Linked DNA regions of Homo sapiens: regions 1, 2, 3, 4, 5 and 7 are each linked to region 6. A link is a loop called in an ENCODE intact Hi-C map of the cell type or tissue named here. Cell type or tissue: PC-9. All regions are shown on one strand.

Region 1 (4,000 bases), 480 kb after region 6:
TTACTTGATAACAGTCACTCCCCCTTTATTTTCTCGTGGGCAAAACAAACCCAAATGTATATTTTTTATGATGGTGTTTTAAACATTTCAAATTATTTATTGCAGGTCTGAAGGATTTTAAGTAAAGGTAGAACCCTCAGAGATCCCCATGATCCTAGAAGGACAAGAAGAATTTTTAGGGACAGAGGACACTACGTTATTTGCCACTAAAGGAGAATCACATGATTATTTTGCAAACTGAAAAGTCATATGCTCATATTTTTCCTCTGGAAGAGTCCAAGCGTGGGTATAAGGCTCCCATTAAGGTTAATCTTTCTTAAACAGAGCTGGAAGGGTCAGAACTGCTGTGGCAGATAGGCAGATTCTGGGTGTTATTCCTCCTGCCTGTGAATCAGCACATTCTATTATGTTTGAAGGAATCACATTTTGCTGCTCCTGCAGTCTTGCAGCATTTCCAATTAAAAGTGCCTGCTCTACTGAACAGGTTTTGTAAGTTTTCAAAAGACACTTTTGTGTTTATTTTCCTTAATTTGTGTTTTTAAGGTCTTTTTTTTTTATATTGCCTTTAGCAAAGTAGTAATATGGAATGCTTATGTATACTGCTGCCAAAGGGCTTATAGCAGGAGTACGTGGTTTCTTACACAAATAGATATGAAACATTTGTTGGAATCTAGGAAGTTTCACCTGGACCAAAGGCTTTTTGAGGGCAGTGTTTGGAGTGAAGGCATGTAGATTGGGGTGAACGTCGATCTAAGACAGATTTTAATAAGGAATTGGAAATATTGAAGTACAATTCAGGAGAGAGTAGGAGCTGAAGCTGGAAGGAGTGAAATAAAAGGAAGCAGTAACAGATAAAGGAGAATCTGAAATGAGCAGAGTGGAACTGAAAAGGCCAAATTGTGGGGAGACTTGGGCACCTATCAGTGAATTGAGACATCTGGGGCTGACGAGATCTGACTCAGTCACTGCACTTATTTTCCCAGATGTTGCAATGGAACACAGGGACATTAAGGCATTTTCCCCAGATCATATGATTGAAGGATGATGGACTTGGGATTCAAAAGCAGGAGATCTGAAACAATTTTACTTTCACTGTAAAAAATGCATTTGGGATATGTGTCCTGCGTTATACCGTCTCTATTTTGATATGAAATTCCTCCATGATCATACTCTCATTTGTGCCCCTTACTGCCAGCAAAAAAAAAACTTCATTAGCTATTTGTGTTTGATACGTCTCTTCATCTTGAAGAGATTGTGGGTATTTTCTGCCTTCTACCTTTCCTGTGCTGTGGGATGATGGCCCTCTGGTGATGATCTCACCTTATGACTCAAATTCCTGCAACTCCTTTCTAAGAGTAATTAGCCTGGGACCTTGTTCCTAAGCTCAAACCCCAGGCTTTCCCTATCTCTCTGTCTCATTGCTGCATCAGCCTACTTCTGACAAGTAGAATATATTACCAAAGGTAGCAGAGGGAGCAATAATTTGAATACCTTAAAGAGAAGGAAATAACCTTATATGCAGGCAGAGGGGACTAAATTAATATTGGGGACCAGCACTATTTCCCTGAGAGATGATTTTTATTTGTTTAACAGTGTTTATGCATAGGAGTGTTATTTATAATAGTTTCCCTTAGAATACCCCTGAGTTCTCTTTCACCTTCTTAATCTATTTGTTTGATTATGTTGGCTTGGCAGGAGAAAGTGTTTGAACACAGTAATGTTCAAATATTCTTATTTGAAAAACAAGCCAGCAGAACAAACTATACCCGACTTGTGTTACTACATTCATAAATCTCCTTATTTTGAAAGTCATAATATGTTTATTACCACTGCCCCTTGATCTCACCCACTCCAAGCTTTTGCGAGAATATAAAGGTTACTGTATGTTAGATACAAGAGAACGCAATACTGTACATTTGTTTCACCAATTTATTGCCATAATATGAATAATATTAAAAGGAAATTGCTGGTCAACAATGGTGAATAGATTGTTAGAAAAACTCTTCAGTAGATAACAATTATAAACACTGAACAAAATGAACACACCACACACGCGCGCGCACACACACACACACACACCTATTTAAAGGCATGGAGGGCAACCCTAAGCAGGCAGCAACTGAAGGTATTTCTGCCTTAAAAGAGGGCAAGTGCTTAGAGTGCAGTCCATATTTACAAGCATCTTTCTCCTGAGGACATCCCATTGAGTGTGGCCTGCAAAGAAGCCAGAACTCAAGGAGAAAGCTGCATTTTTCTCAGCTTGAAGTGTCAGTGGCAGAGTTTGGAAGTGCAAGAGAGACTGGTAATTAAAGAGGAAACTCCTGGAGTAAATGGAGCCCTCAAATCTGAATATAATTTCCCTAAAATACTTGGCTGAACCCTACAGAATGCTTTTAGAGGACTCCAAGCTCCAAGGAACTCAGCAGAAAACCACAGATAGAGAGCAAAAAGGATTTATGAGGGATTTTAGCAGCTAGATGTCACAGATGAGAAAAGGTTGATGTTTGAATCCCACCAAATTAGAGCACCTTGGTAAAGTAAACCAAGCCTCCGCAAGTTCAAAGTGATAAGCCAGTAATCCCACTGCCTGTTTGAATACAAGTCAATACTCTTTACAAGAAGAAAATAGAATTCAGTGTCTGAAATGTTTTATCTAAAATCTCCAATATATAATAGCAACGATAAGATATGCAAAGACATATATGATTCATTGTTGAGGGGAAAAAAAAGCAGTCCATAGAAACAGGCTCAATCATGACCAAGAATTTGGAATTAGAAGACAGGGACTTTGAAGTTGCTATTTTAAATACGATAAGGATCTAAAGAGAAGGTCATAATGGTTTAAGAGACAAGGAAATTCAAGTAGAAAAGCATAATTGACAAAACTAACCAAATAGAAAATTAAAAACACAAAACCCACAATATCTGAAATAAAAAATTTACTGGATGGGCTTAATTGCAGAGTGGAGAGAGATAAAGAAAGGGTCACCACACTTGGAGATAGATCAACGAAAATTATCAAATGTGAAAAACAGAGAGAAAAATTATTGAAAAACAATCCAAGGCTCTTCTAATCTGTGAGACAATATTAAACAGTCTCACATACTTGTAATTCAATTTCCGGAAAAAAAACAGAGGCTTTTCCCTAAAGGACACTCCCTTTTCTGGTTATCAATAAGGCAGAACCCAAACTGCTGTAGTCCAAGTTTGGCCAAAAACTTTAAAAATTTGTTGAAAAATATCAGTTTAGAAACAAGAATCTCAGCAATAATTTACATAGAATAAATACAAATAAAACTATATAGAGGCACATGTGGAATATTACTGAAAATAAATGAAAAAGAAAAACTCTTCAAAGCAATGAGAGATAAAAGACACATTGCCTATGGGTAAACAACTGTATGATTATGATTGGATTCTTATTAGAAACAATGGGGACTAGAAGCCAATGGAATGACATTTTTTAGAACCTTGATCAAATAGTATTTTTATTTTTAATTTTTTAATAATTTCAACTTTTATTTTAGATTTAGGGGGCACATGGGAAGGTTTGCTACATGGGTATATTGCGTAATGCTGAGGTTTGTGGTACAATTGATCTCATCACTCAAGTAATAAGCAGAGTACCTAAGAGTTAGTTTTTCAACACCCTCTACCCCCTCTAGTAGTCCCCAGTGTTTGTTGTTCCCATCTTTACGTCTACGTGTGCTCAGTGTTTAGCTTCCACTTATATATGAGAACATGCAGTATTTCATTATCTTTTCCTGCATTAATTCACTTAGGATAATGGCCTCCAGCTGCATCCACGTTGCTGCAAAGACATGACTTCATTCTTTTTTATGACTGCATAGTATTCCATGGTGCATATGTACCACATTTTCTTTATCCAATCCACCGTTGATGGGCACCTAGGTTGATTCCATGTATTTGCTATTGTAAATAGTGCTGTGATGAACATACAAGTGCATGTGTCTTTTTGACAGAATGATTTATTTTCCTT
Region 2 (4,000 bases), 580 kb after region 6:
TTTAAGCCATTTACATTCAATGTCAGTACTGAGATGTGAGGTACCATTCCATTTATCGTGCTATTTGTTACCTGTGTACCTCTTTTTGTTGTTGTTGTTGTTGTTTTTGCTAATTAACTTGTATTTTTGTTTTATAGGTCCTGTGTGATTTATGCTTTAAAGACGTTCTGTTTTGATGTGTTCCCAGGATTTGTTTCAAGATTTAGATAGAGCTCCTTTTAGCAGTTCTTGTCTTGGTGGCTTGGTAGTGGCAAATTCTCTTAGCCATTTGTTTTTCTGAAAAAGACTGTATCTTTCCTTCATACATAATGCTTAGTTTTACTGGACACAAAATTCTTGGCTGATAATTATTTTGTTTGAGGAGGCTAAAAATAGAGCCCCAATCATTTCTAGCTTATAGGGTTTCTGCTGAGAATTCTGCTGTTAATCTGATAGGCTTTCCTTTGTAGGTTACCTTGTGCTTTTGTCTCAGAGCTCTTCAGATTCTCTCCTTTGTTGTAACTTTAAATAACTTGATGACAATATGCCTAGACAACGATCTCTTTGTGATTCATTTCACAGGTGTTCTTTGTGCTTCTTGTATTTGGATGTGTAGGTCTCTAGCAAGGCCGGGGAACTTTTCCTCGATTATTCCCCCAAATATGTTTTCCAAAATTTTAGATTTCTCTTCATCCTCAGGAACACCGATTATTCTTAGGTTTGGTCATTTAACATAATCCCAGACTTCTTGGAGGCTTTGTTCAGATTTTCTTATTCTTTTTTCTTTGTCTGTGTTAGATTGGGTAAATTTGAAGGCCTAGTCTTCAAGCTCTGAATTTCTTTCTTCTACTTGTTCAGTTCTATTGCTGAGACTTTCCAGAGCATTTTGCATTTCTATAAGTCTGTCCAATGTTTCCTGAAGTTTTGATTGTTTTTTCTTTATGCTATTATTTACTTGAATATTTCTCCCTTTACTTCTTGTATCATTTTTTGAATTTCCTGGCATTGGACTTTGTTTTTCTCTGGTGCCTCCCCGATTATCTTAATTACTAACCTTCTGAATTCTTTTTCAGGTAAATCAGGGATTTCTTCTTGGTTTGGATCCATTGCTGGTGAGCTAGTGTGATTTTTTGGGGGTGTTTTGTCATATTACCAGAGTTGGCTTTCTGTGTGTGTGTGTGTGTTTTTTTTTTTTTTTCACATTTGGCTTGACTCTGTCAGAGGGAAGGTCTAGGGCTGAAGGCTGTTTTTCAGATTCTTTTGCTCCATGATGTGTTCCCTTGATGTAGTGCTCTCCCACTTTTCCTATGGATGTAGCTTCCTGGGAGCTGAGCTGCAGTGATTGTTATCTCTCTTCTGGGTTGGCCAGCCAGCAAGTCTGCCAGGCTCTGTGCTGGTACTGGGAGTTGTCTGCACAGAGTCCTGTGATGTGAACTGTCTATTGGTCTCTCAGCCATGGATACCAGCACCTGATCCAGTGAAGGTGGCAGTGGGGTGAAATGGACTCTGTAAGGGTTCTTAGCTTTGGTGGTTTAATGTTCTATTTTTGTGCTAGTTGACCTCCTGCTAGGAGGTAGCGCTTTCCAGAGAGCATCAGCTTTGCTAATATGGAGAGGAACTGGGGTTGAGCAGGGTCCTAGAACTCCCAAGAGTATATGCCCTTTGTGTTCAGCTTCCAGGGTGGGTAGGGAAGGGCCGTCAGGTGGGGGTGGGGCTAGGCGTGTCTGAGCTCAGGCTCTGCTTTGGTGGGTCTTGCTGTGGCTGCTGTCAGAGTTGGGGGTGAGTTTTCCAGGTCAACAGAGTTGTGTACCTAGGAGGATTATTGCTGCCTTTGCTGAGTCATGCAGGTTGTCAGGGGAGTAGGGGAAAGCTGGCAGTCACAGGCTTCACCCAGCTCCCACACAATCTGAAGAGCTGGTCTCACTCCCACTGTGCCACCTCCAACAGCACAGAGTCTGTTTCCAGGCAGCAGGCAAGCAGGGCTTGAGAACTTTCCCCAGGCTACCCGCCTCCCAGCTGTGAAAGAAAAGGACTTTAGTTCTTCCCCCACCTGTGGAATCTGCTGGCTGGATTCATGCCCTCCAGCAAGTTCTGGCCAGGAGGCTTCTCACCTGGTTCAAATTGTTACAAAGTTCAGCTGGAGACTTCCTTCTCCCTGTGGCATTTTCCCCATACCTCTGGACACCCTCCTGAAGGATCCCTGTGGTGCCAGGCATGAATGGCCTGCTTGGGGACCCAATGAGTTCCCAGGACCCTTCCTGCTGCTTCTTCTACCCTTGTATTTTGCTTGGCTGTCTAAATTGACTCAGCTCCAGGTAAGGTCAGAAACTTCTGCAAACCTTCCGTTTCCCCAGTAGGGGTGTGTGTTCAGGAGCAGAGGATCTCCCTTTTCTACTTCCACAGTTTGGGCACTCACAGTATCTGGGGTGTCTCCCAGGTCGTGCAGGATCACTCTGCTTCCTTCAGAGGGTCTGTGGGTCCTCTGGGGATTCATGGTTTGTTCTTGCAGTCATTCTGGAGCTAAAATTCACGATGCGAGCCTCCGCATGCCGCTCTGTCTGAGTAGGAGCTGCAATCTAGTCCTGCCTCTCATCCACCGTGATGATCTCCTTAATTGCTGCTGCTCACCTCCCGCTATGCAGCTCAGTTCCTAACAGGACACAGACTGGTACAGATCTGTGGCTTGGGGGTTGGGGACCCACAATTATGGAGGTTGAGAAGTTCCTAGGATCTGCAGACAGCAAGCTGGAGACCTGTGAGAGCCAGAGATGTAAATTCCAGTCTGAGTTCAAAGTCCTGAGAACCAGGAGAGTTGGTGGCAGTCTCAGAGAGTAGGAGAAAACTGATGTCCCAGCTTAACTGTCAGTCACAAAGAGAGCGTGAATTATTTCTTCCTCCATGTCTTTGTGCTATTTTGGGCCCCAGTGGCTTTAATATTTGGAGAAGTGAGCAGGATTTAGCTATATGAATTCTTTCTACTTTGCTAAATCAAACACATAATTGCACAAATTCAGATATAGTCTGTTTTTACTTCTAAAAAGTTTTTCAAAGCCAGGCTTAAGCCATGTATGAATAAGATAAACCTACGTCATTGAACAATCTTCTCAACCCTTTTGAAACGTACATTGTTACCCATGTGAATTAGAAGATTGCCTGGACAGCTGTAAATTTAGAAAATCATGTTTTAAAATGTTTTTAGAATTTATCTATGAATGTAATAAATGTTGGGCAAGTTTGAAACATTTAACCTCTATTAATACTTAAATAATTATCATCTCCAGGCTAATTTTTATCACTATATATCTATAACTGTATATACATCTATTTTTATATTAACAATTTTATAAGTGTGTGTGCAGTAGTCCTCTCTTATTCTCAGTTTTGCTTTCCTCACTTTCGTTTTCTGCAGTTTCAGTTACCTGTGGTCAACTGTAGCCTGAAAACATTAAGTGGAATGTTTTAGAAATAAACAGTTCTTAAGTTTTAAATTGGATGTCATTCTGAGTAGGGTGATGACATTTAGCAGTTCTCACCTGGGACATGAATCTTCCGTTTGTCTACAGAATACCATAGTCGCTTAGTAGCCATCTTGTTTATCAGACCAACTGTCTGGGTATCTAAGTGCTAAATTAAATTGCTTGACATAAGGTTTGCTGGAGGAGATCCAGAATTAGACATTAATTATTTTTAGAAATTAGGCTTTGTAACTATAAAATAGTTATATCATTCAAATATATGTACTGATTTTTTCAAAATGAGAGCATGCTATAGATGCACGTAATCTTTGCACATACATTAACATTGTCATATTTAATATACATCCAATACTTGTTCTAACTTATGAGAACTCAAACATTTTTCTTTTATAATTACTGCTTTTCATGTCATGTTTACATTTTTGCATCTATAATATAATGGTGTGTAATATAAAGTTGTATAATGTGTTACACTATGTAAATATTTATCTCTATATGCCTATAGCACTTACATGGCTTTACTTTTAAATTTAATTTGTGATTCT
Region 3 (4,000 bases), 1.7 Mb after region 6:
GGGGTTGGGGGATGGGGGAGGGATAGCATTAGGAGATATACCTAATGCTAAATGACGAGTTAATGGGTGCAGCACAACAACATGGCACATGTATACATATGTAACTAACCTGCACTTTGTGCACATGTACCCTAAAACTTAAAGTATAATAATAAAATTAAAAAAAAGAATATGTGTTAATATTGATGATTTTATACCAAGATTTCATAGTATAATACAAGTTCCTTTGATTTTCAAGCTCAGTTCTCCTTTTACTTCAGGGAACTTTTAAAATTACGTTTTTGTTCATAGTTTTTCTTAATTTGGGGGGATTTTCTACCTTGGGGACTCTGATAATCATTATTTGGCTACTCTGTTTTCTTTCTAACTTATTTAATCACTTCACCTCTTTCTTCTTAATTTATTCTCAATATTCATGGCTTTCCTGCAAATTAGGGATTCAGTTTTGAGCAATATTCTATCTATCTATAATCTATTCTATCTATCTATGTATAATCTATTCTATCTATCTATAATCTATTCTATCATACATCAAATGTGTTTGTCAGATCTATAATTAGGCCATTCTATAATATTATTACATCATTGAGTTATTACATTAAGATGAGTTTTATAACTTTTTTTTTAAGACAGGGACTTGCTCTGTCACCCAGTCTAGAGTGCGGTGGTGATCACGGCTCACTGCAACCTTGACCTCCTGGGCTCAAGTGATCCTCTAGCCTCAGCCTCCCAAGTAGCTGGGACTACAGGCACACACCACCACACCGGACTAATTTTTGTATTTTTTGTAGCGATGGGGTTTTGCCATGTTGTGCAGGCTGGTCTTGAACTCCTGGGCTCAAGCCATCCTCCCGCCTTGGCCTCACAAAGTGCTAGGATTACAGGCGTGAGCCACTGTGCCCAACCAAGCTTTATAAGTTCTAAGCAGAAATAACCTACTCATATGTGTTTTACTTTTCTTTGGGTAATGCTCACTTGCACTCTGGGATCTCTGTCTTTTTCTTTTCTTCATTTTTCTGTAGGAAGTTTGGGCCGGGCGCGGTGGCTCATGCTTGTTATCCCAGCACTTTGGAAGGTCAAGACGGGCAGATCACGAGGTCAGGAAATCGAGACCATCCTGGCTAACATGGTGAAACCCCGTCTCTACTAAAAATACAAAAAATTAGCCAGGCATGGTGGCGGGCACCTGTAGTCCCAGCTACTCGGAGAGGCTGAAGCAGGAGAATGGCGTGAACCCAGGAGGCGGAGCTTGCAGTGAGCCACTGCTGCACTCCGGCCTGGGCAACAGAGCGAGACTTCGTCTCAAACAAAAAAAAAAAAAAGAAGAAAGTTTGTTTAGTTGCTAGGCTACGTATTTTCTTCTTCAATGCTTAATATTGGCAGCTTTATCCAGGATTTCTGTTTTCCCCTACAAAATGTGGTGAATTTTTCTTGTCACTACTCAGGCTTACATGATATCTGGTTGGCACTCTCTCTGAACTACAGTTTGAGAACTGGGGTTTTGCTATTACATGTACTTTTTAGATTTTTTAGGTTGAGCAGTTTACAACAAAAAGCTCTATTTGTTTGAGTGCAGTCATTTTCGGATAGTCAGGTCTCTGCTCTGTCTGCTGAGATTGTGTTAAGTGTCTTTTAGTAGAATTGATTTCACTGAGTTCAGGTGTATATTATTCCTACGGAAGATTCCATTTATGGTTTTGACTATTCACCTGGAACACAGTGACCCCTGGTGGTTTCTCCTGCCTTGGCTGAGAACCTGAGACCTGCTGTTGGCAGAGAGAACTGTCTTTTTAAGGGGCTTTTCAGAAATTTTCTCCAGGCTACTTAATTGCCTTATTAATCTGCATTTCTCTAAATTGAGAAATAATAAGAATTCTCAGAATGTTTTCAATTCATCCTCTTTCCACTTTATGGCATTGGAGAGGTACAGAAGGAAATGAAGACTAAACTGCAACATACCAGAATCAGTTACTTTTCAAAATGTATATTATGTGGTTGAATATCTTTCCATGTTTGGATGCTGCCAGAGAGTTCATTGCTTGGTTATATCAGAGAATAGTGGTTGTCTACACTCATTATATCTTCTTTCTTTCTTCCGTAGAATATTTGTCCTATCGCTGTATACATGGCTGCTCAGAATAAAAATTCCATTTGCCAGTGTCTGTTGTAAGCAGGTGTGTTCATGTCACTAAGTTTGGCCATTAAAACACGGGCAGAAATATTTTCCGGCATTTGCTACTAAATATCCCTAAAAGATAGCAGGCATGTTCCATTTGCTCTTTTCTCCTCTTCATTCTGCTGCTGGCTTAATATAAAAAGGTAATGGATAGAACTCCAACCACCGTCTTGGAAAATGAGAACAAGAATTTTACTACAGGAATAAAGGAGTCAAAATCTGGGATAAGCCTAGGTCACTGACAGCTACATGATGCCACCAGGATTCCTTTATTTGGAAGAAAAAAAGCAGCACATTCTTAAACTTACTACTCTTTGGGGATTTTTATCACATGGAGTTAAACTTGACCCAAATGGATACTCTAGTTTTAATAATTTCTGCTCATTGTGCTAAGTATTGGATAAGGTAAGATTCTATGATTCAAACTTTTCCCTACATTATATCCAGTGCCTATGTTTAGCTAATACTTTAGCGGTGACTGGTCATTTAAAAAGTATTTTCATATATAGAGATGTAGATGTAAATTACACATATGTAAATATAATTTTGGTACATTTTCAAGAGATTTGTCATAAAGTTGGTCATAATATTCCTTTATTATGCTCCAGTCTCTTCTATATCTGTACATCTATCTCTTTTTTCATCCTTACTATTTCAGTGGCACCTAGTCTCTTTTTCTTTTCAGCAATATCACAAAATTTGTCTATTTTTATGTTTTTCAAAGAAACAGCTTTTGGTTTTTTACAAAGTACTTTAGCTCTCTTATTTTATTAATTTTAGTTCTTGTCTTATCCCTTTCTTCTATTTCCTCTGCATTTATTTAGCTGTTCACCTTTAATTTCTTAATTTAGATGCTTAGCACATTGATTTTCAGCTCTTTCCTTTCTAATTTTACTACTTATGTTCAGAATTTTTCTCTAAGGTATTAACTTTGCTGTCTCCCACATATTTTGATATGTTCTATATTCTTTATTATTTAGTTATAATTGCTTTAAATTTTATTATAATTTATTCTTTTACCTATGAGCAGTTTAAAAATGTGTTTTAATGCCCAATTTCCAAACTAATCACTGTGTTCAGAAAACACCCCATAGTCTAGTGTTATATAATAATGCTTTCTAAAAATACATTGATGCTTGATTGTGGCCAAGTTAATGGTCATGTTTTAAAAAATGTCCTGTGTGTGTGTTTGAGAGGATTGTTTCTTCTATAATTATTAGAGAGCAAGTTCTATAAAGGTAAGGGTTTCCATGTGACCAGTTGCCCTACATTAATCCCCAGTTTATGGTTACTGTCCCAACATAATAAATTGTGGCACTCCTCTTGCTCACAAAAGTATGCCATAAATTATTTTACCTTAAGCATTACATTATTACTAAGTCAAATATTAACTCATGCTTGTTAATTACATAACTCAAGTGTTCTCTATCCTAACTCATGTTTTGGTCATTTGATCTCTTGATTAATGAGAAAAACCTGCTGAACTATCCCACAGTGATGGTACATTCATAAATTCCTTTCTGCAGTTTCATTAATTTAATTTATGCTAAAAGTATTTTATTAGGTATATATATGTTTACAATTGTTATAGTTTCTAAGTGAATTGAATCTTTTTTTTCCAGTGACTTATTTATTTATATATTTTTACTAATTCTTTGTCTTTGTTAGCTTTTTTAACTTAACCAAACAAACAAAATCTAAGTCACATAGCTTTCTTTGGGTTTGTATTTTCCGGGTCAACATTTTTGTTTTCTCTTTTACTTTTTAAACTTTTTCCTTTATGGCTTACATGAGGAAGCCAAGGCAAATCTGAAAGGGGCACTT
Region 4 (4,000 bases), 1.2 Mb after region 6:
CTTTCACTTCAACATGAATTCTAGATGATTACATTTGAATATATGTGTGTATATATATATTTTTCAGCTGCTAATAACTTCTACAATAAATATGAATTTGAATTTAGAAAAGACATTGGGAATTATAGAAAATGTACTGTGACATTTACCTTAAACCATCATGACAAAACTCACTTCCCACAAGTCACTAAGATAACCATATCATAATTGAAAAATTAAATATAACCTAAACATTTAAATGTGAAAATATACCTGCCCCATAATAAACAAATCAGAAAGCATATAAATATGTATTGTGGAGGGAAAATCCAAGTCCTGTTTTCTTACATTTATGATATACTCAATTATAAAATGTTGTTTATCTTTGTCTTTCCTAACCTACTATTTTCATGAAAAGGAGATTTCAGATTACAATATTTTAAAGGCAACAACATGTAGGAAATTGTACTATGAACCAAAGACAACCACAAAAATTGAAATGTACTTAAGAACTCAAAGCTATATATAGTATGTATAGGTGGACAAAAAGATCCATTCACCTCACAACTGTAAATCTCATCAATTAGAGGGCAGAAAGGAAACAGGCAAATGTAGAGGGTGGAAGGAGCCACTGACCTAGGTTGGAGTTCTAGGCTTCCCAGTGCTTTCTGAACGTGATTCTCTAGGATCCTCAGTTCATCTCTTTCATCTCTAAAGGTTTATAAATATAAGTGATTATGAGCTTGATTCTTCAGATTTTTTTTTTTTTTTTTGAGATGGAGTCTCACTGTCGCCCATGCTGGAGTTCAGTGGTGCCATCTCTGCTCACTGCAATCTCTGCCTCCAGGGTTGAAGCAATTCTCCTGCCTCAGCCTCCGAGTAACTGGGATTACAGGGGCCCGCCCCCATGCCCGGCTAATTTTTGTATTTTTAGTAGAGACGGGTTTCACCATGTTGGTCAGGCTGGTCTTGAACTCCTGACCTCAGGTGATTCGCCAGCCTTGGCCTCCCAAAGTGCTGAAATTACAGGCATGAGCCACTGCGCCTGGCCCAGAAAACATTTAGCATATGTATACTGTCTTGTTTGAGGAAACAGTATCATGTTATGTGAAAGAGATTTTTTTTAAAACTCCATTAAAAATGTGTAAAAAAGAAGTTAGCATTAGTGATTAAAGTGCATTAGTTCCAATTATTCAAAAACTTTTACGTATGTATAATAATTTTTTAAAACAGTGAGCAATTTAGAAGCCGCCACTGCATTTCAACCAGAATTTAAAAGAGATTTTATTACTTTAAGTGTAAAAGTATATATTACTAATGCCTACTCAAGTACTTAATATAAAATATAACATGTTTTATTTTTAAAAATTAGGCTATTGTATCTAGTTAGATATGTACTCTATCAATCCCAATTCCCTCAGGAATTTGAACAAAATAGCATTAGACTGAAAATGCTAACCAAGAATGCCTCTGCAGCAATAGAACGTATAAGGTGACAATAAATTTTCTAGAAAGCTGTGCAGGTTATAAAAGAACAGTTTCATTGATTGATTCATCTGAATTTAGGTATGTTAGGTATGCAATTTTCATGATAAAATGTTAGTGTGCAATTCAGGAACAGAAGTGGTTGCCAATTTGAAATACGTTTCTTATTGAAAAATCTACTGAACAGATGTTTGATCACCAATAAATCCTGCCATTTATATCATGTTTTTATTTTGTTTTGTTTGTGTTTATCTGAGGCAGGAGTAATAAGCCAATTGGCAGAATAAGACACTTGGGTTCTGCCCTTGGCTTTACCTTTAATTGTCTTGATGGCTCCATGCAATTGAGTGGGTTGCATTAGAGGTTTTGACTTATGACTGTTAGACACTCCCAGTCTCTGAAATAGTACTTGTTTATGAAGAATATGTTGGAAAACATGGCTAGCAGAATTATCTAGGGTGATTTCTTTCTACCAATGAATGTTCCTGATTTTCTTCCTGTCTGAATTTGCCCTTTCCCAACATAGCCATTTCTCCAATCACTTCTGCTTCTCAATTATCTAGGACAACTTCACACTTAGACTGTGATTTCTTCTCTGGGTCTTCCCACCCAATCAAACTTCAGTAATTCTCTTTGGCTCCAGTTTCCTTATAATTCACATCTCTAATTCTTTTGTCTCCTATGTATTATATTTTTTCTTTGCTTTTATTCTTAAGTACTTTTAATCCAAGTACTTAAGGGTTTGACAGATTCAGCATCGTGTTAAGGTGACACAATACTTCTACTACTACTATAGTGTATCAAATAAATGCCCTTGTAGGAAGAAATCAGTCAATTTACTTTATATTGTTTTATTCAGGTAGTTACCACTTTCAACCAATAGGTGGAGAGACCTTTACAGAGTGATTTGAAGTGTACTGAGAGCGCCACCTCTCAAAAATTCTAAGCCATGTAATTCCTGTATGTCATTAAGGAATGCTCCTATATTCAAAGGGACATAACCTATATTCAAAGGGACCTCATAGAAGGGAGGTATGCTATTTTTTCAGTTATGAATTTATTGCAGTGAGCCCTTTGGAGTTTTCAAATGTGGGAAAGAGTTCAGAACTACAATTTACATGATAAGACAGAAAATAAGGGAACATTTGAAAAGTTACTAATCAGGGAATTGCTGAGGGAGGCCAACCCACCTACACAGGCACTGCAAGTCGGATTTTGTAAAGCCAGAGGACAGCATGAGAATAAAGGAAACAACAATAACAACAGATGGCAATTGAAAAGTGATACAGTTGAAATATGTGGGGGGGCTCTGTGTCTCATTTCAGAGTCTTTATAACTTAAACTTCATACCAATTTTTGTGAAAAATAATTATAGATCTACATTTTTTTCCCTTTCAAATTGGGTGGTAAACATTGCAGGGCACATTTTGATATACAAGAGTCAACTAGTAATTGATACTGTTTTGGTGGAGGAAGATGAGACTCCAAGCTGCTTTTGAAGAAAGGTTCTACCCTTTCTTGCCTTAATTTCTGTGCGCGAGTGGAAAGTTGTACATGCTTAGAAGAAGACTAAACTTTTAGATTTGCTTAATGTAGCTACAAGTCTGACAGACTCATTCTGGGTTTCAGGACATTTGAATCTCCCTTTTTTATAGTAATTCTGTATTTCTGCCTCCTATTTAAAAGAGCAAGTTGGAACTAGCTCCTATGTGGCTTCTGTCAAAGGTGCAGTGATACTGGGAGGAAATTCTTATGCTTATATAACTTATATGACTCATATATATCCTTGGATCAAAATACATCTTACAAAGTATAACTTAATATTTTAGTGCAACATGAAACTACTTAGAATGAAATCAGTTTTGAAATCCAGTTTATATCAGGCTAGATTATGCTGAGATAATTTTAAAAACCTCCCAATCTCAGACTTTAAACTACTCAGATTTTATTTCTTATTCATGCTTTATGCCCATTATGAGTCTCCAGTTTTCTGCATTATTCTAACCCTCATACACAGGCTAAGAAATGGGTACCATACTGAGCATGGTCATTGCACCACGACGGAAAGAAAAGAAAGCTCTAGAGGACCCACACAGGCAATTAAGTAACACAGAGCACTCACATTTAACAACCATTAACTAAAGTATTCACATGACTGGATGACCACAGTGAGCAAAGAAGTGCTGTCATCACTCATGTCTAGAATAAGAATTAAAAATATTCAGGGAGTAGAAATATAGCCACCACAAATCTAAATTGCTTAAAACATATATATATATATAAAATAGTAATTACATGGTCATTTAGGCCACATTTGCTATATGCATAATACTAAGAATATTTTTTACATGAATTAGAATCTACTATATACGATACACGTGAGGATTTTATTTTAAATATCAAGAAAACTTTCAGTTTTGTTTTCCATATCCAGAGATTTATTTCCTATCTAGTGTGGTTCAGTGTATAATTGATACGGTTTCCCTTTTTGCCATGGCTGCCAGGAAACAAGATACATTTGAAACTCAATCATAGC
Region 5 (4,000 bases), 830 kb after region 6:
CCATGATTTTTGAACAAAGCCAGTGTCCCAGCAATTCATTTTCTACCTTCCACGAAGATTAAACAATAGGAATTTCTGCCTTTGAATTATTAGAATTATTTGACTTATTTGTTTGTTATGCCAATTCTTCAGTATTTCTATAAACCCATTTATCAGTATATCGAAACCTCTTTCCCTTTTCTAACAACGGTAGGATTATTTTTAAGAATATTTGGGTCATATTTGGTTTCAAGAGAAAATATATTTGCTTTTCTCTCCAAACCAAGGGCTGCTATTGTCATCAACACAATGTAACATTGAAGCCATATCTCAGGTAAGACTCCTAAGAGAGAATTTAAAACCGGGGAAGGAGGGAAAAAAAGGAAAATGAAAGTGGTGTTTCATCATTTCCAAAGTTTCTTTGACCTTTGAGGGAAATGAATGGCACTGAAAGAAGTCGTAATAAACACTGGCTCCAGTGTTGTGACATTTCTATTACCTCATTGTTTGATAATTTCTTTCTACCCTGGTCAAATGATGTCTATAGTTTGCTTTTTCCATTTTTTACCTTATGATTTATTCAGTGTGATTGAAGACTCAGTCTGTTTACTGTAACTGTATTTTTATTATCCTTGTCTAAGGATGGCTTTATGATTATGAGTTCCCTCTGAGTCTGCTCTAAATTCTTTGTTGCTAGCATTCTACAGCATTACTTTAAGTCATAATGTCTTACAGTACACTGCTGAATATACTGTTGTACAAACAGTGCAGAAATTTATTTCTTTCTCTCCTCAGATTTTAATTCAGCAATCAACTGTCTTGGTGAGGAGTTTACTCAGTACAGGGCACAAAGGAGATAAGATCCCATAGTCAAATATGGCTGGTGAGAAACTTTCACGGAAACAGAAATATTACACATTCATAGCTTCTCTGCACAGTAAACTCCCAGAATTTTCATTTGTTTTGTAAATGTAAAGATAAACATGAAGGCTATCTTAAAATATATTGCACCATGGATACCATAATGGGATGTGAATATGGAGCTGTCAAGTTATGCTTATAAATAATGCTATTTCCTAGACAATTTTATTTTAGAGATTTGTACATATTTTTTCCTGAGTAAATATGTGGATCAGGCCAAGATATGTCAATATGTCAATAAAAGTGTTGCAGAAATGTCTTATGGATACGAATACATTATCTGATAAAAATTCATATGTAGCTGTTTGCTCATGGCTGAAGATATAGATAGGCCAAAGATCATTGAAGAGGAAACAAATCCTATGCATTTGGGTTCTTCAGCAGACTGTTCACATAGCTAATACACCAAAACAGCACAGAATAGTTTTTTTCTTAATCCACAATTGTGTTTATGATGAGCAAGAAGTATAATGGCCTTGCAGAGATAATTTTGACCTCAGCAGAACTGTGGTGTAAACCTATTTGTCATTTTGCTGGTACCGGGAAGAGTGTCCATTACCTCTCCCTGTCTTAAGTATATCTACAAAATTGGCATGTGCAGATAACTATTCCAAACAAGAATATCCTCATTCCTACACTTTGCTGGGAAGCTGCCTAGTACAGTCCTTAAGAACATATCCTCCGAGGTCATACAGCTTATTAGGATTTAAGTACTGGCTTTGCCAAATTTTCTGGCTATATGAGCTTAGGATTATTTTCAGAACAGAACAGGGATGATAATGGTACCTGCCTCACAAGTGTTGTAGTGATTCAAGAGATAAAATGTATTATGCATTTGGCACATATTGAAGGAGGAATGATGGTGCCTAGATTATGGTTGCTGTTGCCAGTGATGTTACATCTATAGTAGAGCAATACATTCCGGCTTCCCTTACACTATAGTATACATCCAGACCTGTTTTAAATACCATTGGCAGAATATTATCACTTTCTTTTTACATTTGGGAGTATTTGCTGTGCATATATCTAGTGTGGGCTCCCTCTGTTGGTTGGCCAAGAGACTGGTGGCCCTGTATTTATAAACCTTGAGGCCCATTTACCTTTCAGAATTGTTAGAATTAGGCATTAATGATTCACTGACTGAAAAGAAAAGAGAAAAAAGATTACTTTCTGAATCTTAGAAAAGGGCAATACCACTTAGTACGCATTATGTATCTAGGCATAGAGGAGGTGTTATTGTAAATAGTGAATATAACTGGATTTCCTACATCTAATTTGAAAATGGAATCTTTCAAACTATAATGTTGAATCAAAGCATTGTGCAGATTACTGAAATAAGCTATTAAAAATACCATAAAATGAAAACAACAAGTAATATGAAAAATTAAAATAATTGCTTATTTCATTTATATATTTTAAAAAGTGCAGAGCCTCCAAAGCAAGCAGAAAAGTCAGCCTCAGCAAGGACAAAATTAACTTCATAATAAGGTTTCATTTTTCACATCAGGCTGAAAGCTTCCAGATAAATCTAAGAAGAGTTTAAACTGTGATTTTATAACTATCAGAAGAAGTGGATAAAGTTACTTGAGAAAGTGTCTAGCTAGGATATTGGAGAGAAGCAGATTAATAATGTATGCTAACTGCTTTGTACTTAATTAGTGAGAAAACTGAAGTTTCAAGTTACTCTTATCTCATGAGAACATTGCTTTATCTAAACATAAGATGGTGTCAGTGCTTTACATTGTCAAAAATGTAGATACTTATCCACTTTTAGAAAAAAATTGTCTAGGTAATACAGGCACAGTGTATGAAATTTAAAATGTGCTAAAAAGTATCCAGTGCAATTCATATCTCTTCATAATTCCATCTACTCATTTCCTCCCAAAGGAAAACTGGTCTTAATTTTGCTCTATCTCGTTGAATACATTTTAGCTCTTCCTCTGGCATGATACCAGGCCATGGGTCCAAGACTTGTGGTTTCAGCTGTGCGATATTTGAAACTGGAATCAAGATTTTCTATCTCAACAACCAACATTGGGAAGTAGAGACCCTCCCCTGACATGACAGAGTTGTGTAAGACTTGCAGTTAACCAGAACAGATTGCCTTTTTACAGGGATATACTGTAGCCAATTGTCAGAGAAGCTTGGGTTTTCCAACTTCTTGGGAGGCCAACCTGCAAAGTATCAATCTTGAATCTTATCTCTCAGTCTTTGCTGTGAAATTAAATTTTAATATAATGCCTCTCATTCCATTTTCCATCTAGTGAGCTGCCAGTAACTATATCTTAAGCCTGAACTGAAATACCATGAACTGTACTTGATTTGTGATCAACTCAATATTAGGAATTATCCCTTCAAATATATTATTTTGGTAAATCATAGATTATGTCTATCAGATTATTTTCCATATATACTACCTACATCTACTTACACTTTATTAATTACACTGATCTGTCTATATACACTCCCTTGGTGATCTCATCCAGTTTCATGACTTTAAATTCCATCTAATATTATGCTTGATTAATCCATTTCAAAATGAGAATTACCTCTCTGATTCTGAAACTTGACTTATCCAGCTGGATTTTATCAGTGGAGGAGAGCTTTGTTGGCACTCCAAAGTAAACTCTAGAGGTCGCTATTTTTGCAAGTACATCAAGGACTAACTGTCTCTTTTTGAAGAAAATAATTTTTTCTGCTGGTATCATATTTGGGGTTAATGAATTCTTTCCACTTAATTATTTCAATAGATGTCATTATATTTATTTTTAAATCATCTCATTGATTTACAAACCATTCCTTTGTATTATGTTGACCTTAGATATAACATTCACGCATTCATGGATTCTGTGGCATCTACCCCAATGTTTGTTTTCTAAATGTAAGGATTCAGATCTTTCCATTTTCTTCTTATAAGATATACTGACTATTTTCCAGTCTCGTTCATCATATAGATGTCTTTATTAATCTTTATATAAGTTTTTTTTTTCATTTTGGAATGTAGTAGAGTTTCTTTGCCAGGCATAGGCTTTTGTTGTAATGATAAAAAAAAATAAAATATGTTTCCCTTCAGTTTGTATGATTGTTTTAATAATATCTA
Region 6 (4,000 bases):
CACCCTCTCCCCTGGTGCACAGATTGGAGCTCTTCCAACTCTCCTTGAATTAAAAAGGAGTGCCTGTACCCAGGGTTTCCTCCCAGAGATGTGCACCCCCAGGCTTGCATTTATAGCTCTTGCCCTTTCCACATGATAGTCACTACATTCCAGAAAAAAACAAATGTAGTTTATTATCAGGATAGAGCCAGGGCCCCAAACCCTAGTTAGAGGCACTAAGACATCCAGCGGGGGCAGTGGCAGGCTCTGTTTTTTTTTTTTTTGTTTTTTTGTCTCCCAGATGCCTACAAAATGTGCCACCCTAACATCAATACCACGAACACAAGCACCACTTCCTCCTCTTTCTCCTGAATCTGAAGTCTCTTCCAAGTTCCTCATCCAGTCATGACTAAGGCAGCAAATAATCAAGTTGCTTCAGCTACATAGTAGTGGCTGGAAGAGGGTTTAGCGTGGGTGCATCCTAGCTGTGGGTCTGATCGATGATACAACCTGGTATTAACCGCTGGGCTTCCAACTGGTCCTGTCCCCTTGAAGACTTGATTCTGACTGGGGATAGGGTGGGGTGGGTGGGGCCTTTTGCCAATTCCAACTCCTCATTGTTTGCTGACATAAGATGAGGGCTCCCAACCCCCACCACCTCTTGCCAGGCTGATCCTTGCTTGAGTCATAGCAGGGATGACTCAGAGATGATAGACTGAATCTAGAAACAGACCAGACCACATGTAAAAATAGATCTTTGACCCACTCTCTGTACCAGAGAAGGAAACCAACCCCCTTATGTACAATAAATAACCCAGGAAGTCAGCCTGCTCGAACTCAGACTTGTAGGAAGCCAGGCTGCTGTCTCTGGTGACAATCCAGGAAGCTGAACAATAACTTCTGTAACAATCAGCCAGAAATGGCCAGGACCTGATTAATAACGGACAGCTTCCCTAACTTTTGTCACCATTTTAAATTTAGGAACAACCAGAGAAAGCCAAATCTGTACCTACCCCTAACCAATCACACAGTGTGCCCTGCTTCCAGTTAGCCCACCTGCAGCTTCCCCAGGCCAACAGCCTCCCATCAGGGCACACCTCAAGACTTCCCTTTTTTTCCACTCTAAAGCTTTCCCAGTGCTTTGCCTGTGATGGGGTCTCTGACAAAATGCAAGTGATGGTGGCCAACTTCATTGCTATAGCAAGCTCAGAATAAATAGCCTTTGCTTTTTCTCATTTGGTTGGTCTTTGTCTATTTCCATGGAACCTATAACCTGCTTACTGTCAACCCACCCACCCTAGTTCCCTGCCTAGCAATGAAACTCCATACCTCAACTTCTCCTATATGGACAAGATTTCTTCCTCTGCTGGGAAGAAGATCGTGGCCAGGAGAGTGTCAGCAGAAGCACTTTCCTGGGAAGGAGCCCAGGCAGGGCTTGGCTGGACTTCTGGTGATCTCCTGAGTGAGGTGCATGGAATGCCTGTCTTCTTCTAAGAGCCAGTGACCAGGGAAGACTGTAACTGGGTTTTAGCTCCAGTTGCTATTTTATTTCCCAGTCCCACCTACCCCACGAGAGTTGGAGCCTAGCCACATTCTTCTCAGTGATGAAAGTGTTGCGTATGAACCCAAGCCCACTAGTATGGCCCTAACCCCCACTGGGTAAATGTCCTCTCTGCCAGCTGCCTGTCCCCACGGCCAAGTCCAACTGTCTGGATTCTCTTTGTCCCGCCCCTGCTCTGCCTGCAGGGAGCCTCTCAGCTCTTTCTTTCTTAACCCCTTCCCCAGCACACTATTGCTGCCAGCATCAGATGTGTGACTAGCCAGCACTGTTCTATAAGCCTCCCAACACCATGAAACTGGAATCATTCAGTCATCCTGCCAGGCTTAGATCCAGCAGAATTTTTGAACAGATTGAGAAGTGGCCACATGATGGCACTATAAATCTAGCAATGCCCTCAGAAAGTTGGCAAACTGCAAAGCTCCAGGGAATCAGGATCTGTATTTTTTTTTTTTTAATGAATGTCAGAAAAGTGAAAACTGGTAATGGTCAATAGCCCCCAGAAAATCTTGATCTTATTTTGCTCAGGATTCTTCCTGATCAATGGCCATTTGTTTTTGACACTTGCCAAACATTAGCTATCCCTCTTCAGCACGCATCCCACCGCCCAATGCTGTCTTCGCTTTGTACTCAACGCATGCACATTTCTGTTCTAAATAGTCTGCCGGTTGCTATGAACACAAAAATAGACACACAAAGATTTAAGAAAGATGGAAATGTCTTACCTAAGCATGAGTGAAATGATTTCTTCTTTTGTTTTGGTCCATCATTATGCTAAATAAACGGAAGCCTTTTCCCTCTTCACACGCAGAGCTGAGCCAATCACAGGCACAAATGAAAATTGCCTATCTCTAGAAACAAATCCCTTGGCCGTCCTGGTTGATTAGTCATTACACATTTACATAGCACAGAAAAGGTTGCCCAGGTAATCATACAAACATTTGATATTTTCCCATGCCTTCTCTTGGCTGATCCAAATTCTTTGGAATTGAGATTTTTTTGTGTACCCTTTTAAAAATGAGCACTGTGAGATTTACTCAGACCTCTGATTTTTTCATGTGAGTGAATCATAGCCTGGTATGCCCTGAGCTTTGCATGAAAGGCAGCACAGCACAGTGGAGAAAATACATCTTCAGGCTCAAGTGGTGATGGGTAGTGGCCGGGGGCAACCTGAATCCTGGCTCAACTCTTTCTTGCTTTCTTGGCCAGCTGCTCTCTACTTCTTTGACTTTCAATATGCTTATCTGTGAACTGGGATAAAGAGTACTGAACTTCTAAGTTTTTTTAGGGGACTAAATGAGATAATGTAATGTATGTAATAGGTGTTCAACCAAGGGTAGCTAGTATTCTTCTGAGTAGAGTGGATGACTCCAGTGTGTAACCTATGGCCAAGCAACTGAAAGGTGGAGAAAGTTCCTCATGCTCTTTTGGAAATCTCATGTGGTGATTAAGAGCATGGTTTTTTGCATCAAACTGTCTGCATCCATACCATAGTTCTACTATCTTTGTAGTAGATGCAATAGAAAAGCGTAAGCAAAGCTTTCTAAGTCTCACCGTCTTGGTTTGTAATGTCAGTAATCATAGCCCCTGCCTCATGATGCTGGTGTGAGCCTGAATGAGACAATGCATGTGTTAGGGGTTGGTTTGTGTCCCAGAAAACGTGTTGAAGTCCAAACACCCAGTACCTGTAGGGTGACCTTATTTAGAAATAGAGTCTTTGCAGATGATCAAGTTAACATGAAGTCATTAGAGTGAGCCCTAGTCGAGTGCAACTAATGTGCTTATAGAAACAGGAAATTTGGACACAGAGGTACCCACACAAGGAGAACACTGTGAAGATGAAGGCACAGATCAGGATGAGGCATCTGTAAGCTAACAAATGCCCAAAATTGCCAACAAACGATAAGATGCTAGGAGAGAGGTATGGAACAGGTTCTCCCCGACAGCCCTCAGAAGGAACCAGCACTACTGACACATTGATCTTGGACTTCTAGCCTCCAGAACCGTGAGACAATACATTTCTGTTGTTTAAGCTCCCAGTTGGTGGTGCTTTGTTATGGCAGCCCTAGCAAACTAATACAGCATGGATGTATGTGACCCAGGGCATGCCTCCTAGTAAGCAGCCAGTAAATGTTCGACACTATTGCTGTTGATGTGGCTAGTGAGATCTCCACTTTATCTTTTTTATTTATGTATTTATTTTTGAGATGGAGTCTTGCTCTGTCACCATGCTGAAGTACAGTGGCATGATCTTGGCTCACTGCAACCTCTGCCTCCCAGGTTCAAGCGATTCTCCTGCCTCAGCCTCCAGAGTAGCTGGGAATATAGGCGCACACCACCATGCCCAGCTAATTTTTGTATTTTTAGTAGAGACGGGGTTTCACCATTTGGCCAGGATGGTCTCAATCTCTTGACCTTGTGATACATCCACCTCAGGCTCCCAAAGTGCTGGGATTACAGGCG
Region 7 (4,000 bases), 300 kb after region 6:
TATGTGTTCAGAGTTACAAGTTAAGGAAACTGGGAGTGGCCAACTCAGAAATTCATTTCTTATCTATGAAGAACATATGAACCTCCACCTGTCCCATGGAACACGGGCTGTGCAGGGGGTTGAGGCCCTTTGTTTTGGGTTAAATGAAGGCTGTGAGGTGGAGGTTGCTGGAGGAGGATGCTATGCAAAAATGCTATATAAATTGCATGTTTTTTGCAAGTGGTAGCAGTTCTGTCATCCAACCCATTGCCACTGGGCCACTCTGTATCTAAGTCCCCTTAGTAAACCCTATGTCTTGTTTGCTCGCTCTGGGTCTCTTCTTGAGCCTCTTGAACCTGATACCATCCCTAATGAAGTTAATAGGGATCCAGCTTGACAGGTCCATAAAACCACCCCTGCATTAGTTCCCTCCTTTCCTTGCTTCTTGTTAATGTAGAGGAAGTGTCCCTCTTCTTGTCAAAGACCAGCCTCTACATGTGTTCTGGATCTGACTCCCTACTGTTTTCGCAAGGACTTTTCTGCATGTCTAACTCTCCCTCTCAGTGGGGATTCTTCTCTTAGCATTCCGCAGTGTTCCAGGCTGGCCCCTCTTAAAAGCTCTCCTGCAGCTGCATATACTTTTCAATTTCCGGGTAGCTTAGATCTGAAGTGGACCGCTGTCTGCAGTCTCTGTCTCTGCTTCCTTACCCCACATTCACTTTATCCCCACCTCATCAGCCCTCTCCTATTTGGCATCTACACCACTGTTCCACTGAAACTGCCTTTGTGAAGGTCTCCGATGAGCTTGATGCTGTCAAACCAATGGATGCTCTCCAGTCTTTAGTTAACTTGCTCACAGTATGGCTCCATCTTTTCTTTCAGAATCACATCTCCTTAGAGAGGCCTTACCTAATGACTCAGCCTGAAATATTCTCTCCCTTCCCCCCCTGTGGTGTTATTACATCACTCTGCTTCATTTTCTTCATAGCACTTATTATCTGAATTTATCTTGTGCTTATTTGTTCATTTGTTCACTGTATGTCTCATGCCTCCACCTAGAACAGTGCCTGGCACATCACAGATGCTCAATAAGGATCTCTGGAGTGACAGACAATGCTTTATTTAGAATCATCTCTCCCCTTCAACAACTCAGCTTTTGTTAACTGGATGGAGTTTGTCTGCCTGACTCTCTCTAACATCAGGATGAGTTCACTGCTGACAAGCTGCCTTGCCCGTCAATCAAGGAGATTTCCTGGTGGGCCCTCTCATTTTTGGACATATCTAAGCCCCATGTATGATCGGCCTCATTTTGGATCTGGGCTTTCCCTCCCTTTATTCCTTCTTTTATTCTGACTCACTCACATTATTCTGGCCACAGGTTTCTAGTCTTTTATTTTCTTTTTCAATATGAGCCTCAGTTATAAAACCTCCTTCTTTCTAAACACTAACTACAGGCTTCTCTGTTGATGGTAATGAACAGGCATCTCAGAACCAGTTTGGGAATGTAGCAGTCTTACATTTGCCCCATAGTCTGGAAAACTTCCTTGTTTTAGGGCCAGCTGGCTAAGCTCCAGATCTTGTCTCCAGTCTTCTGAAATCTTAAGTATCTGGGTCAAAGTTATTTGCAGACTTGACTTTGGTTATTTAGCCACAAAACTATTGTGGCCATCCTGCGCAGCATACTGACAGTGAAAATTAGGCGTGTTCCAATGATAAGTCCAACCTGTATGTTTTTCTAGGGTGTGTTTGACCAGCATGACAGGGAAAACCAGCAAAAGTACCAGAAAGAATATCCAATTAATAAATATCACCAACTGCCAGCCAGACAATGTTATTTTCCATTCTTCTATTGTTAAACAAACATGAAAACAAAACCCACAAAGTTATCATTGAGAAATTTTTAATGATAACTTCACTGTATGTTTTCTTTGAATTTGTTTCTTTTAACCATGATTTAATGTTAACACAAATATTCCTATATGCACAGAAGCGTAAACATTTTCTTGAGACCTGGACTCAGCATGGGTATATGCTAGAAATCTAATACTAAAAAAATGCCCAGAGCATGACCCAGTGCCATTGGTTGTTCAACTTCAGCCCTTATTCTGACTATGTCCAATAGCTGTATCTAGGGTGGTCATTTAATTTATCATCCAAACTGGGATACTATTAATAATTATGCTGGAATAGTATGAGTAGACATGGGCTGTTCTGAGAAAATGGAAACGTATGGTCATTCTTACCCTAACTTTGTATAATAAGTGTGGAACTCTCCAGCCTTCCCCAAGCAAACAAAGGCTCTGGCCTTTGCAGCTGTAACTCAGTACTGCCCTTGGTCCACAGGCTTGAAGGTGTACAGAGGCACAATTAGTCACTAACTAGAGCCTTCTTTAATTGCTATAAGTGCATTTTAGTTATCTTTTCACAAATTCATGATAACAGGGACCATATTAAGATTTACCACTGGGCTTGGTGGCTCACGCCTGTAATCCCAGCACTTTGGGAGGCTGAGGTGCACAGATCACCTGAGGTCAGGACTTTGAGACTAGCCTGGCCAACATGGTGAAATCCTGTCTCTACTAAAAATACAAAAATTAGCCAGGCCTGGTGGTGGGCACCTGTAATCCCAGCTACTCAGGAGGTTGAGGTAGGAGAATCACTTGAACCTGGGAGGTGGAGGTTGCAGTGAGCTGAGATTGCACCACCGCACTCCACCCTGGGCAACAAGTGCAAGACTCCATCTCAAAAAAAAAAAAAAGGTTTCCCACCCCACTTCCCACAAAATAAAGTAGGCCCTCAAAAATTCACTTTTAGAAAGAAGGAACTGAGAGGGAGGCTTGACGGAACAAGCTTCCATTTTCCTAACACAATGACTGTCTAATTCAACCCATAGGCTGTTATGGTAAGTTTGTGTGTGTTTGTGTGTTGGGCATGGTGGAGCGGGTGGGAAAACAGAGTAGAAAAGTACTGGGATTGGAATTAGAGCTAAATTTGCTTCTCTGCCCAAACTGTGAGGTACATATATACATATATATGTGTGCATGTGTGTGTGTGTGTGTGTGTGTGTGTTTGTGTACACACACACTTAATGGAAGAAACATATGAACCAATGAGTTTCTTAGAGAAAGTTTCTTAAATGACTGCCAAAAGCAAACAAATAATCAATTGGAAAATGCTTATATTCCAATAAATTTTTTAAAAAGTTCATGGTACCAGATTACTCTTCTTCTCTCCTTTGGGGTCATCAACTCCCACCTCCCTCTTGTTGGCAGCCTTGAGCTAAAGGCTAAACTATATTTGAGCATTTCCAGTGGTAGTAAAATTGTTATCTGCCTTTGAACAGCTGTCTTTTTGTTGTTTTATTTCATTTTAAAATAAAAATAAATATGCACATAAAAATTGTGCATATTTATGGGGTTCAGTGTGACGTTTCAATACATGTATACATTGTATAATCATCAAATCAAAGTATTTAGTGTACCCTCAAACATGGATCATTTCTTTGTGGTAAGAAAGCTCTGACTCTATGTCTTTCTTTAATTGAACTGAAATCTGTCATCCCAGGTGACCAACTGTTCTGGTTTGTCTGGAGCTGTCCTGTTTTAACACTGAAAATTCTGCATCCCAGGGCATCCGTCAGTCCTGGGCAAACCAGGACAGTTGGTCACTCTGCCTCTAATTGCCATCTGTTGGCCTTATTCTCCATCTTGGGCTATGCGAAGAATGCTATTTTTTCTTCCAAACAACATCCATTTTGACACATTTAAGGCACATTCCTCTAGCTCCAATCATTCTTACCTGACACAGCTTTAGATTGTTTACTTTCCACTATATATGCTCAGAGTGCACTATCCCCTGTTCCAGGAGGAGCTTTCTGTTCCAATCCACGTTTCCATAGAGAAGGGGAATTTCTCTTCCCTCTCCCTGGGGAGGGTGGGTGTGAACACTGGTTTCATCCTCCACATTCTCTTTCATCCCTCTGAGAGGAAGAGTTACAGTAAACCTGGTTTTTGAGAATCCC

What was found. Hi-C counts contacts between places; a loop is a spot of excess contacts. Peaks named below come from ENCODE experiments on the same cell type or tissue, not always from the same donor. Only the 100,000 strongest peaks of a DNase experiment are listed, where the experiment ranks them.
Region 1: it touches region 6 in a loop (5-fold over the local background); 7 of 110 quality-filtered maps call a loop at or near these places.
Region 2: it touches region 6 in a loop (8-fold over the local background); 11 of 110 quality-filtered maps call a loop at or near these places.
Region 3: a loop joins it to region 6, with 8 times the contacts of the local background. A loop is called at or near these places in 7 of 110 quality-filtered maps.
Region 4: it touches region 6 in a loop (2.9-fold over the local background); 6 of 110 quality-filtered maps call a loop at or near these places.
Region 5: it touches region 6 in a loop (13-fold over the local background); 20 of 110 quality-filtered maps call a loop at or near these places.
Region 7: a loop joins it to region 6, with 15 times the contacts of the local background. A loop is called at or near these places in 3 of 110 quality-filtered maps.

The regions. Positions count from the first base shown.
Region 1 is chr6:119,627,162-119,631,161 of GRCh38, forward strand. All of the region lies in intron 2 of LOC105377975 (a long non-coding RNA gene), which reads left to right. Among named protein-coding and RNA genes, the nearest start is that of MAN1A1, 280 kb to the left of the region's middle. In PC-9, a CTCF peak has its summit at 1,571; DNase peaks (open chromatin) are centred at 580 and 1,360; H3K27ac peaks cover 1,634 bases.
Region 2 is chr6:119,725,758-119,729,757 of GRCh38, forward strand. The region is part of intron 2 of LOC105377975 (a long non-coding RNA gene); the gene reads left to right. Among named protein-coding and RNA genes, the nearest start is that of MIR3144, 290 kb to the right of the region's middle. RefSeq lists an enhancer at 1,378-2,212. In PC-9, CTCF peaks have their summits at 2,403 and 2,605; a DNase peak (open chromatin) is centred at 2,054; H3K4me3 peaks cover 2,811 bases; H3K27ac peaks cover 3,783 bases.
Region 3 is chr6:120,824,718-120,828,717 of GRCh38, forward strand. No RefSeq gene overlaps it. Among named protein-coding and RNA genes, the nearest start is that of TBC1D32, 510 kb to the right of the region's middle. In PC-9, a CTCF peak has its summit at 1,738 (motif pointing left); no DNase peak of the experiment used is centred here.
Region 4 is chr6:120,376,419-120,380,418 of GRCh38, forward strand. No RefSeq gene overlaps it. Among named protein-coding and RNA genes, the nearest start is that of MIR3144, 360 kb to the left of the region's middle. In PC-9, CTCF peaks have their summits at 2,367 and 2,570; a DNase peak (open chromatin) is centred at 2,383.
Region 5 is chr6:119,976,542-119,980,541 of GRCh38, forward strand. No RefSeq gene overlaps it. Among named protein-coding and RNA genes, the nearest start is that of MIR3144, 37 kb to the right of the region's middle. In PC-9, CTCF peaks have their summits at 1,933 (motif pointing left), 2,134 and 3,565 (motif pointing right); no DNase peak of the experiment used is centred here.
Region 6 is chr6:119,146,816-119,150,815 of GRCh38, forward strand. It overlaps a transcript of FAM184A not described here. Among named protein-coding and RNA genes, the nearest start is that of FAM184A, 70 kb to the left of the region's middle. RefSeq lists an enhancer at 630-699. In PC-9, a CTCF peak has its summit at 1,889 (motif pointing right); DNase peaks (open chromatin) are centred at 396, 716 and 1,906; H3K27ac peaks cover 1,590 bases.
Region 7 is chr6:119,445,309-119,449,308 of GRCh38, forward strand. No RefSeq gene overlaps it. Among named protein-coding and RNA genes, the nearest start is that of MAN1A1, 98 kb to the left of the region's middle. In PC-9, no CTCF peak of the experiment used is centred here; DNase peaks (open chromatin) are centred at 933 and 1,553; H3K4me3 peaks cover 1,732 bases; H3K27ac peaks cover 2,662 bases.